Linked DNA regions of Homo sapiens: region 2 is linked to region 1. The links are chromatin contacts, found by POLR2A ChIA-PET in ENCODE. All regions are on one chromosome and are shown on one strand. Each heading gives the region's core, a stretch centred on a gene start or an enhancer-like site at or near the end of the contact. The rest is flanking DNA. Distances are from core to core; before and after follow the strand shown.

The links. ChIA-PET counts read pairs that join two places held with the same protein, here RNA polymerase II (POLR2A).
Region 2: POLR2A ChIA-PET joins it to region 1 with 11 read pairs in AG04450. The contact joins two enhancer-like sites. POLR2A ChIA-PET finds 5 or more read pairs at or near these places in 2 of 52 experiments (AG04449 and AG04450).

What each region holds. Positions count from the first base shown.
Region 1 is chr3:131,901,241-131,905,909 of GRCh38, forward strand. CPNE4 (copine 4) reads right to left here. Exons shown (of 16, transcript NM_130808.3): 2 at 4,024-4,204. The coding sequence starts at 4,203. Among named protein-coding and RNA genes, the nearest start is that of MIR5704, 82 kb to the right of the region's middle. Within about 2 kb of position 2,856, at least 2 of the 41 ENCODE cell types and tissues checked have a DNase peak (open chromatin) inside an H3K27ac peak, as active enhancers do.
Region 2 is chr3:132,133,928-132,138,439 of GRCh38, forward strand. No RefSeq gene overlaps it. Among named protein-coding and RNA genes, the nearest start is that of TRC-GCA6-1, 93 kb to the right of the region's middle. Within about 2 kb of position 2,209, at least 5 of the 41 ENCODE cell types and tissues checked have a DNase peak (open chromatin) inside an H3K27ac peak, as active enhancers do.

The sequences.
Region 1 (4,669 bases), core at 1,606-4,105:
AGCTAGTGAACACATCAGGACTCACCAGAAAGCAGGAAGATATTATTTCCACTCCTCGATGGAAGATGGAAAGCATTCTAAATTATCATTACACTTAACTGTCACCATATATTGCCATCATTACATAGCCAGGAGTTGATGAAGAGGGATTTTTTTAAAGGATATGATCCTAAATTAGGAAAATGAAAGGGTATGAAATGAAACTCTCAGTTTGTAATGTATTTCAAAGTCAAGTTTTTTTTCTTCCCTCTTTTCTGTCAATAAAAATCATGGCCATTATTAAAGATTTACTGTAAGTTTTCACCTAATGAAAATATTTCCGGCCAGGCATGATGGCTCACACCTGTAATTCCAGCACTTTGGGAGGCTGAGGCAGGTTGGAGGACCCATCTGGTAGGAGTAGGAGAAATAGAGGAGTTGCAGGCAGGGCTGGAAATGTTGCCTAGAAGAGTCCTCCGACCATGATCCAGCTTCTGCTGGATGGCCCAGCTGTTTGGTTCTGGGACTACCATCTTCTCCTTTTGTCCCTGTCACCCAGAGGAGTGCTGGCTCCCTTAGAGGGTTGGGGAAAGGAGAGAACCCTTAATTTGAAACATTTGCCAGTGTCTGTGGTGTAAATACTCCCTGACTTGCAAAATTCCTGAATATTTAACAGTGTGCTCTCAGGAGACTATATAAGCTGACTCCAACACATGACTGCTCCAGCCCTAAGCAGAGTTCCTGTTGTTCATCCCTGGGTTTCTTCACAGCCCCTATTTAGGTTTTCAGTATTTGCAGCTTCTTTGTTACTAATTATCTAATTATTTCTCTTAGCCACCTGGCATGCACTTTGGTTTTATTATTATTATTATTATTATATCCTTACTGTATATTGTTAAGAGAGCAAAATTTGCTAAACTGCTTCTAGAAGTACCACAATATCAATGAACCATATGATTAAGCATGCTAGCAATTAAGCTGATATTAATGGTTATAGAGTGAGACTTTCTAGGTAAAGGAAGCCGTGAATCAATTTACACTGTGGCACAAGGTTCTTATCACTGTGCACGGGTGGCAAAGTTTGTGGTAGCTGTGTGCTATAGTTTAATAGGACGCTTTGGAAAAATTATTTGACAATATGTATCAAAAGCCTCAAAAGCTTCCTATTATTTGTCCCACCAGTTCTACTTAACAGAATCTATTGTAGGAACTCATCCAAAAAGAAGGGAAAATCCTCAAGCACAAAGATGTTTATTGCAGTATTACTTAAAATAGGGTATATCTGGAAGGAATTTCAAAGTGAAAAAATTGATGAATTTAAATCCAGTTGATGGGATATTATGCAGCTTTGAAATTACAATGATCAATATTGTAGCAATGTGAGGAAAAGCACATACTACTAAGCAATAAAATTAGGAAAGAAAATTTTACAAGCATGATAATAATCATATGAGAATATGCATGCCAGAAGAAAAAGACTAAAATAAATATGTACAAATAATAGTTGAATTATGTTAACGGGTTAGAAGTAGATGGATTTCTTGCCTGTAATTTCCAAGGAGTTACTTTTTTATAATGTAGGCATTCCATTTAGTTTTGTTAAATAAAAAATAATGAGACTAACAAAGTCAATGAGAATATTTAGAAGGGAAAAAAAAGATACTATGTATTAAGACACCCATGAATACTGTTTTATATTTACATTCTAAGCCTTCGATAGGCCTGAAGTTAAATTAAGATTCCCCAATCTGCCTATCAGCATTCATTTTCTGTGTATGTTGACTCCTCACCTAAATTTCACCTGCTCACTAACTGCTATCAAGCCTTTCTTTCAGAGAAGTGGCTGATATCACATATCTACATACAATTAAACATGCTGACTCTCGGGTCTTTTGAACCTTCTTTCTCCTATAGAGTGGAAGACTGTCTCTTAGAGGGACACCTTCCGGCTGCTTATAAACAGGTGAGCATAGTATTGAAGGCTTAAAGAATTTGGTCCAAGGGATCCAAAACAGGTCTATTTGTGCTCTGATCAGCATGGCTTCAAATCCCTTATTCTGAGTACTTTATTTTCTTAGAATAAGAACTGCTTCCTCTGCTACATCCTCTTCTCCTCCCTATTTCTCCATTCACATCAGCTAGATCTTTAAAAACAAGGCTTACTTAGACTAGGTACCTAGATGCAAAAAAGGAAAAAAAAAACAGACAAACTTAAAATCAGTCCTTATCCAATTTGTTTGGATTTTTAAATAAACAAAAAAAACCTAGCTGCGGAATTCAACCTAAAATATTGCCACACAAACCACCAAAGACTGATACCAGTGTCCAGCACAATTATAAAATAGCAATAAAGATCTCAGTTTCTGGAGCTCCAATGTATGGGTTTAAATATTAGCTTTTCCACTTACAAGCTGACTGCTCTTGGGAAAATCCTTAATCTTTTTGTCTTTCCATTTCCTTGCCTGTAAAATGGGGATAATATCTCATAGAATTTTTGAAAGAACTAAACTGGTAATTTAGTGCCAGACTAGTGCCTGGCACTTAAAAAGTACCCAGTAAAGTTTAGGTCATATTGTTTCAAGTTCTTGCTCCAAAAAATAAATATTTCATGATGTGTCCCCTTGTTCTTCCCCAGGTACCACCATTAGTCAGAGAAACATCTCGCCAAGTGTAGCACAGTTGATACAAAGAACCCCACTGTTTTTCCTAGAGCTTCTCTCCACTGGGTCCGTGATCAGTTAGAGTCTAGCAGGCACAAAAATGAATAAATCCTTCCCAGAATAAACTTTTTGTAAAAACCCAAGTCATCTCTTAACAACGTGGGGGCCCATCGCTCTTTGAAGAATGACTCACAGAAATGTCATTCCATTCACACCACTGCCAAAGGAGCAGCTGCCTTGCACAAGCACAGCAAACAGTGTGTGTTAGGAAACATTCCAAGTGGATATTTTACACATGAGTCTTGGGGGATGTCTGAATGTGGTTTTGCTACCTTCCAAAGCTGGTTAAAACTGCATGCTGGCCTTATGAGCTTGTAGGCCCCCAGCCCGTTCCTCCTATTTCTGCCATCCCCATCTCCTTACTTCTGAATCTACTCATGATTTCCACATGCAGGATTCATCTTTCTCCAGTCCTCAACCAACTCAGACTGAGGTAACCATCCCACTCAGCCCCATAAACCCATGCGGCTTAGAACGAGTCACTTCTTCAGTCCTGAAGACTGGGTTTAATTATCGTTGTTGGGTTCCCACGTGGCTCTCTTGGGTCCACAACAAGAGTTTATGTTTCTCTATAGATCTACGATTTGTCCTGGGTCAGCTCTGTCCAACAGTCACCCTGTTTTGGGCTTGGTCAGAGAACTGGACTTCAGTCTTTGTCCCTACTCCTCAGTTCTGGCCAGTTACCCTGGATAGTAAGTAGCCCAGCCCAGCTCCCAAAAGTGGAGTTTGCCCCTCTACTGCAGACAGAGATTTCATGGGACTGACTTGCTCATACCTGTCCTCTTGGTTCCCTCTTTCAATTCGGGACCTATGGATAGGACTGTCATCTACTGAGCTCATTCCATCTGAGTAGTCACTTCTCTCTCAACCCCCTAAAACCTGTTTCCTCAAAGCTACCATTCCCAAAATTCTTATTAAGTCTAATCTGAACTCTGCCTTGGCCACAAGACTTTGTCTCTGGAACCAGTTTTTGGAACTTTCTCACCCCGGCCCAGTCTGGGGTCTGGGTTCACGTCTGTTCCTGGTCCTCTTGCTACCTGTGTGTTGCCAATGAGTAGGCATGGGATGAAGAGTATATTGTGAGTATTTCTTGGTAATTAACAAAAACACCTAAAAAGTCTTAGGCTCATGAATTAAGGGTAAATGTCAAAATATCCACAACATCAAAACAGCAACATCAAAACATCATGATAGAAATGTGATCATATTCACTTCTCAAATTTCTTATTTCATCAAAATAAACCACCTGAAGATATAAAATATCAAAACATTTTTGAGCCAATCATCCAGCCATGGTTCTGTCCATTTCATTGGACATGCCTACCTCAAACCACTGCCCATGAGACTGCATCTTGAGGATGACACAGGGGTCTGGTTTGGAAAGGGCATCTCTGTCAGAAATGCCTTTGCACGCCACACGCAGCTCAACTTTGGTCAGGCAGGGGCTGTTAAAGATTCCCAGTGTGTTGGCAGCGGACTCATAAATGTTGCTCATCTTCTTCATTCTGTTTTAGGCAAGTAAAAGAATAAAAAAGAAGTGCCAATCACTGCAATATTTGTCAAAGGAGAAAGCCTCCCAATCACCCTTCAGAAAATTGTTTGACACACAGTTTCAAACATTGAAGGTATTTATCTCACTTTCCAACCCAGTGACACAGTTCCAGTGAAACAAATCAAAGGAAACAAACAAACAAAAAACAGGTGCTGCTGCACTTGGTTAAGAACACTACTTTCTTGTATGATTTGCATACATTTGCATAGTAAAATTTTTAGCCTGTGAAATAAAATTAATGAATTAGTTCAATAGGCTGCAAACTGTAATCCAGCTCTTCAATAAGTGTATGGCTTGTGTGAAATTGTACAGATTTGTTGGTTCATCAATTTAATCACATCTCAAGTTTTCAAGACTAAAAATCCAACTCAACTCCTATGTGATGGCATGGAGAAGTATATTGTTCTTTCTGAAGAAA
Region 2 (4,512 bases), core at 959-3,458, 230 kb after region 1:
TTCATTTAGTTGAAACATACAGTTAAATGGCGGCCAAAAGAAAATCTAATTGCTATGGATAGAACATTTGCAAATGTCATATGAGAAAGTCATTTTTTCAGGCAACATATTATACATTTTTAAATATCAAAAAAATGAGGTCTGGAGTTAAACAAAATTAAATCAAATGAAAATTCAGGGTCAGTGCTTAAAACTATTGTCGAATGTTAAATATCTAGGAAAGTTTCAAAATTTCTGGGATTCAAAGGGTGGGGAAGATAAATAATTTCTAAATAATCCAGAAGTTTAGGGGATCCTATACTACATATGTGACTTTATGAAGTATTATTTTTATAACTGGAAACTTCCTTCTTAAACTACTCCCATCCCCAAAACCCCACCAACACCACCTTAGCCTTGTCTCATGTAACTATATCAAATATTCAGAAATATTTTATACTCTTTTCTGATATATTTTTAGCCTTTAGACAGCAGTGGGTTCTAACACTTTGCAATCAATCTTCTCTAGCCCCCTTCTAGCAAAATTTCAATGTGATATAATATGTGATTATTATGCCTTTCCAATTCTCTAGGTAAACTAGAAGTGAAATGAAATCAAAGTGAATTCTGCACTACTGAAGGGGGAGGGAGGATTTCCTGTGCCTTCAGTTAGTTTAGAATCTAATTGGGAAGAATTGAGGTAAAAGGGCAATATACTACAGAGTTTTAAATAATATGACAGCAATAATTACAGTATTATATTGGGAATATACTTGGGAAGAGGGGAAAATAAGGTCAGAGATAGCTGCCAAGAGGAAATGATGTCTCAGCCGAAACCAGAAAGGCATGCAAGAGGTAGGCAAGGAAAGAACAATAAACACTGAGTCATGATCTCAACTTTCTACATCTAAATGTTTCAATATCCTGGAATGTCTAAGTTTGACATAAATATAAGTGGAATTTTATAACAGCAGGCCAATAACTTGAAAGTGTTAATGCTGCACATCTACTTAACCAATGCCAGGAGACCTCCACACAGTTTATTTCATAGCCCCTTAAGTGATGCCATATGGGCCATCACTGATTTTTAGAATCACCCTTCTGGAAATCTCACTTTGCTTTGCTCTAAGAAGCTATAGTGGGTACCTGTTCCCTGCACCCACAGCCTCTTCCTTCCTCTAGAATCTAGAAAAGATAATGTCAGCAATTATATTATTTTCTCTATCCACCATTTCAGACACAGCCTTATTTCATAAAAGAAAGTATACTTGATAAAAATATTCAAAAACTGAGTTGTGGTGGTATTGGTACATTTTCTATCAATTTACTAAAACTACTTATTGTACTCTTACAATGAATAAATTTTGACATTATGTAAATTATACCTCAATAAAGTGCACCTAAATGTTGAACTTTTAAATTTATATATTATTTATTTTTCAAAATCTTAGGGCCCTGCATTTTTTATGCATTTCTATATACATTATTTATTTATAGAGGCATCAGCCACACTTCTGTTTCCTGGTTCCTACCCCAACCTCTGTGACCTCAGCAAGCAGCATAGCCTCTCTGAAACTCAATTTCCTCACATTTATAAATGAGCTTTTATATTATTTACAAACCTACCTCATAGAGCAGGTTGCAGGCTACATGAGAAGGTGCAAGTTCAATGCCAAGCAGGGTCCTAGTATTTAATAAAAGCTCAATAAATATTCATTTTCTTCTTTCCTTCTCTTACTTGAAGTATAACATTTGATAATGAATTTTCTCATTGCAACAATAACACCCCTTCCACTGAGGGATTTGTATCCCTGCTTAAGAAGCTATTAGTATTCTACAGCAGCGACTCACCCCACACAATCTTGGCAGAATACATCCCTCTACCTCTCTGGTCAATAACCTGCCTGGCCTGTGACCCCAGGCTTCCTGAGAAGCACCAAGTCCTCCCAGCTTTCCCCCTTGCCAGTGGCCTTCTGAAAGTGATACCATTCCGTTTGCGTCTTTCATTTAAGAGACAAAAGCTGGTCCCAGGCCACAGCAGGCTTTCAAAAGCACCTCCAGGATTCTTAATAGGTCATGAGAGAGAGAACTGCCACCCAGAAAAGATAGAATCAACTAGCCTGCTTCTTTTCTGGTGGCACACAGAGTTCATCAGCAACCCCGGACTGTGTAGTTAATGCCTCACCCAGGGAACAAGGGAGAATTAAGATGTCTGGAATGAGAAGCAGCTGAGAATGGGAAGCTTTGTCCCTGGAGCCAATTGTAGCTTAGACTCAACCTGCTAATGTGTATTTCTCTCTCCATGACTCATTTTGGGTAAATGCTAACAAGGACTAGTCACTCTCCTCCTCTCAGCAGCCTCAGGAGGGACTGGGATCATGACTGCAGCCTCAAGCTATGCAAGCAGCTCAAAGCTACCCTCTCTCTGTGTGGATTAAATGTAGGCAAAGTTTCTCCCTTCAGGATGAATCTTTGGTTTCTTCTCTTTAACCTTCTAGGTCTGCAACCCCCTTGCCCTCCTGGTCTGGTAACTCTACTCCTGAGACCTTCTGAAAGCCAGTGTGCTTTCCAGGGAGACTGATGTTTCACATCACTGTTTTCTCTCCCTCTTCCCCGTCACTGACAGTGGTCCAATGCCCGCAATTCCACTGAAGGACTTTCATTCCTTTAGCCTAAGGATTCCACTCTCAAAACATAACTGTCCTCATTTAATAATATATGTTAATATTCTTAAAACCTTCAATTTATCACCCCCACTGTAAGAATTTAGTCTGACAAACCAGAAACATGCAAAAAGATTTCTGTACAAAGATGCTTATTGCAGTATTGTTCATAATATCAAAAAATGAAACCAATATAACTGCCCCAAAATTAAAATATGAAATAAATTATGGTATAACTATAAAGCAATATTAAAAATCGTGTTTGCAGATCATATGCTGATAGTTAATAAAAAGAGCAGGAAAAACCTACATAGTGAGTCTGATCAAAACAATGAACAGGTACAGCTCCCAGCCTGAGCGACGCAGAAGATGGGTGATTTCTGCATTTCCATCTGAGGTACTGGGTTCATCTCACTAGGGAGTGCCAGACAGTGGGCGCAGGTCAGTGGGTGCGCGCACCGTGCGCAGGCCAAAGCAGGGTGAGACATTGCCTCCCTCGGGAAGCGCAAGGGGTCAGGGAGTTCCCTTTCCTAATCAAAGAAAGGGGTGACGGACGGCACCTGGAAAATCGGGTCACTCCCACCCGAATACTGCGCTTTTCCGATGGGCTTAAAGGTGCACCACGAGATTATATCCCGCACCTGGCTCGGAGGGTCCTACGCCCACCGAGTCTCGCTGATTGCTAGCACAGCAGTCTGAGATCAAACTGCAAGGCGGCAGCGAGGCTGGGGGAGGGGCGCCCACCATTGCCCAGGCTTGTTTAGGTAAACAAAGCAGCAGGGAAGCTCGAACTGGGTGGAGCCCACCACAGCTCAAGGAGGCCTGCCTGCCTCTGTAGGCTCCACCTCTGGGGGAAGGGTACAGACAAACAAAAAGACAGCAGTAACCTCTGCAGACTTAAATGTCCATGTCTGACAGCTTTGAAGAGAGCAGTGGTTCTCCCAGTATGCACCTGGAGATCTGAGAACGGGCAGACTGCCTCCTCAAGTGGGTCCCTGACCCCTGACCCCCAAGCAGCCTAACTGGGAGGCACCCTCCAGCAGGGGCACACTGACACCTCACACTGCAGGGTACTCCAACAGACTTGCAGCTGAGGGTCCTGTCTGTTAGAAGGAACACTAACAAACAGAAAGGACATCCACACCATAAACCCATCTGTACATCACCATCATCAAAGACCAAAAGTAGATAAAACCACAAAGATGGGGAAAAAACAGAACAGAAAAACTGGAAACTCTAAAAATCAGAGTGCCTCTCCTCCTCCAAAGGAACGCAGCTCCTCACCAGCAAGGGAACAAAGCTGGACGGAGAATGACTTTGACGAGCTGAGAGAAGAAGGCTTCAGACGATCAAATTACTCTGAGCTACGGGAGGACATTCAAACCAAAGGCAAAGAAGTTGAAAACTTTGAAAAAAAATTAGAAGAATGTATAACTAGAATAACCAATACATAGAAGTGCTTAAAGGAGCTGATGGAGCTGAAAACCAAGGCTCGAGAACTACGTGAAGAATGCAGAAGCCTCAGGAGCCGATGCGATCAACTGGAAGAAAGGGTATCAGCGATGGAAGATGAAATGAATGAAATGAAGCGAGAAGGAAAGTTTAGAGAAAAAAGAATAAAAAGAAATGAGCAAAGCCTCCAAGAAATATGGGACTATGTGAAAAGACCAAATCTACGTCTGATTGGTGTACCTGAAAGTGATGGGGAGAATGGAACCAAGTTGGAAAACACTCTGCAGGATATTATCCAGGAGAATTTCCCCAATCTAGCAAGGCAGGCCAACGTTCGGATTCAGGAAATACAGAGAACTCCACAAAGATACTCCTCGAGAAGAGCAACTCCAAGACACATAATTGTCAGATTCACCAA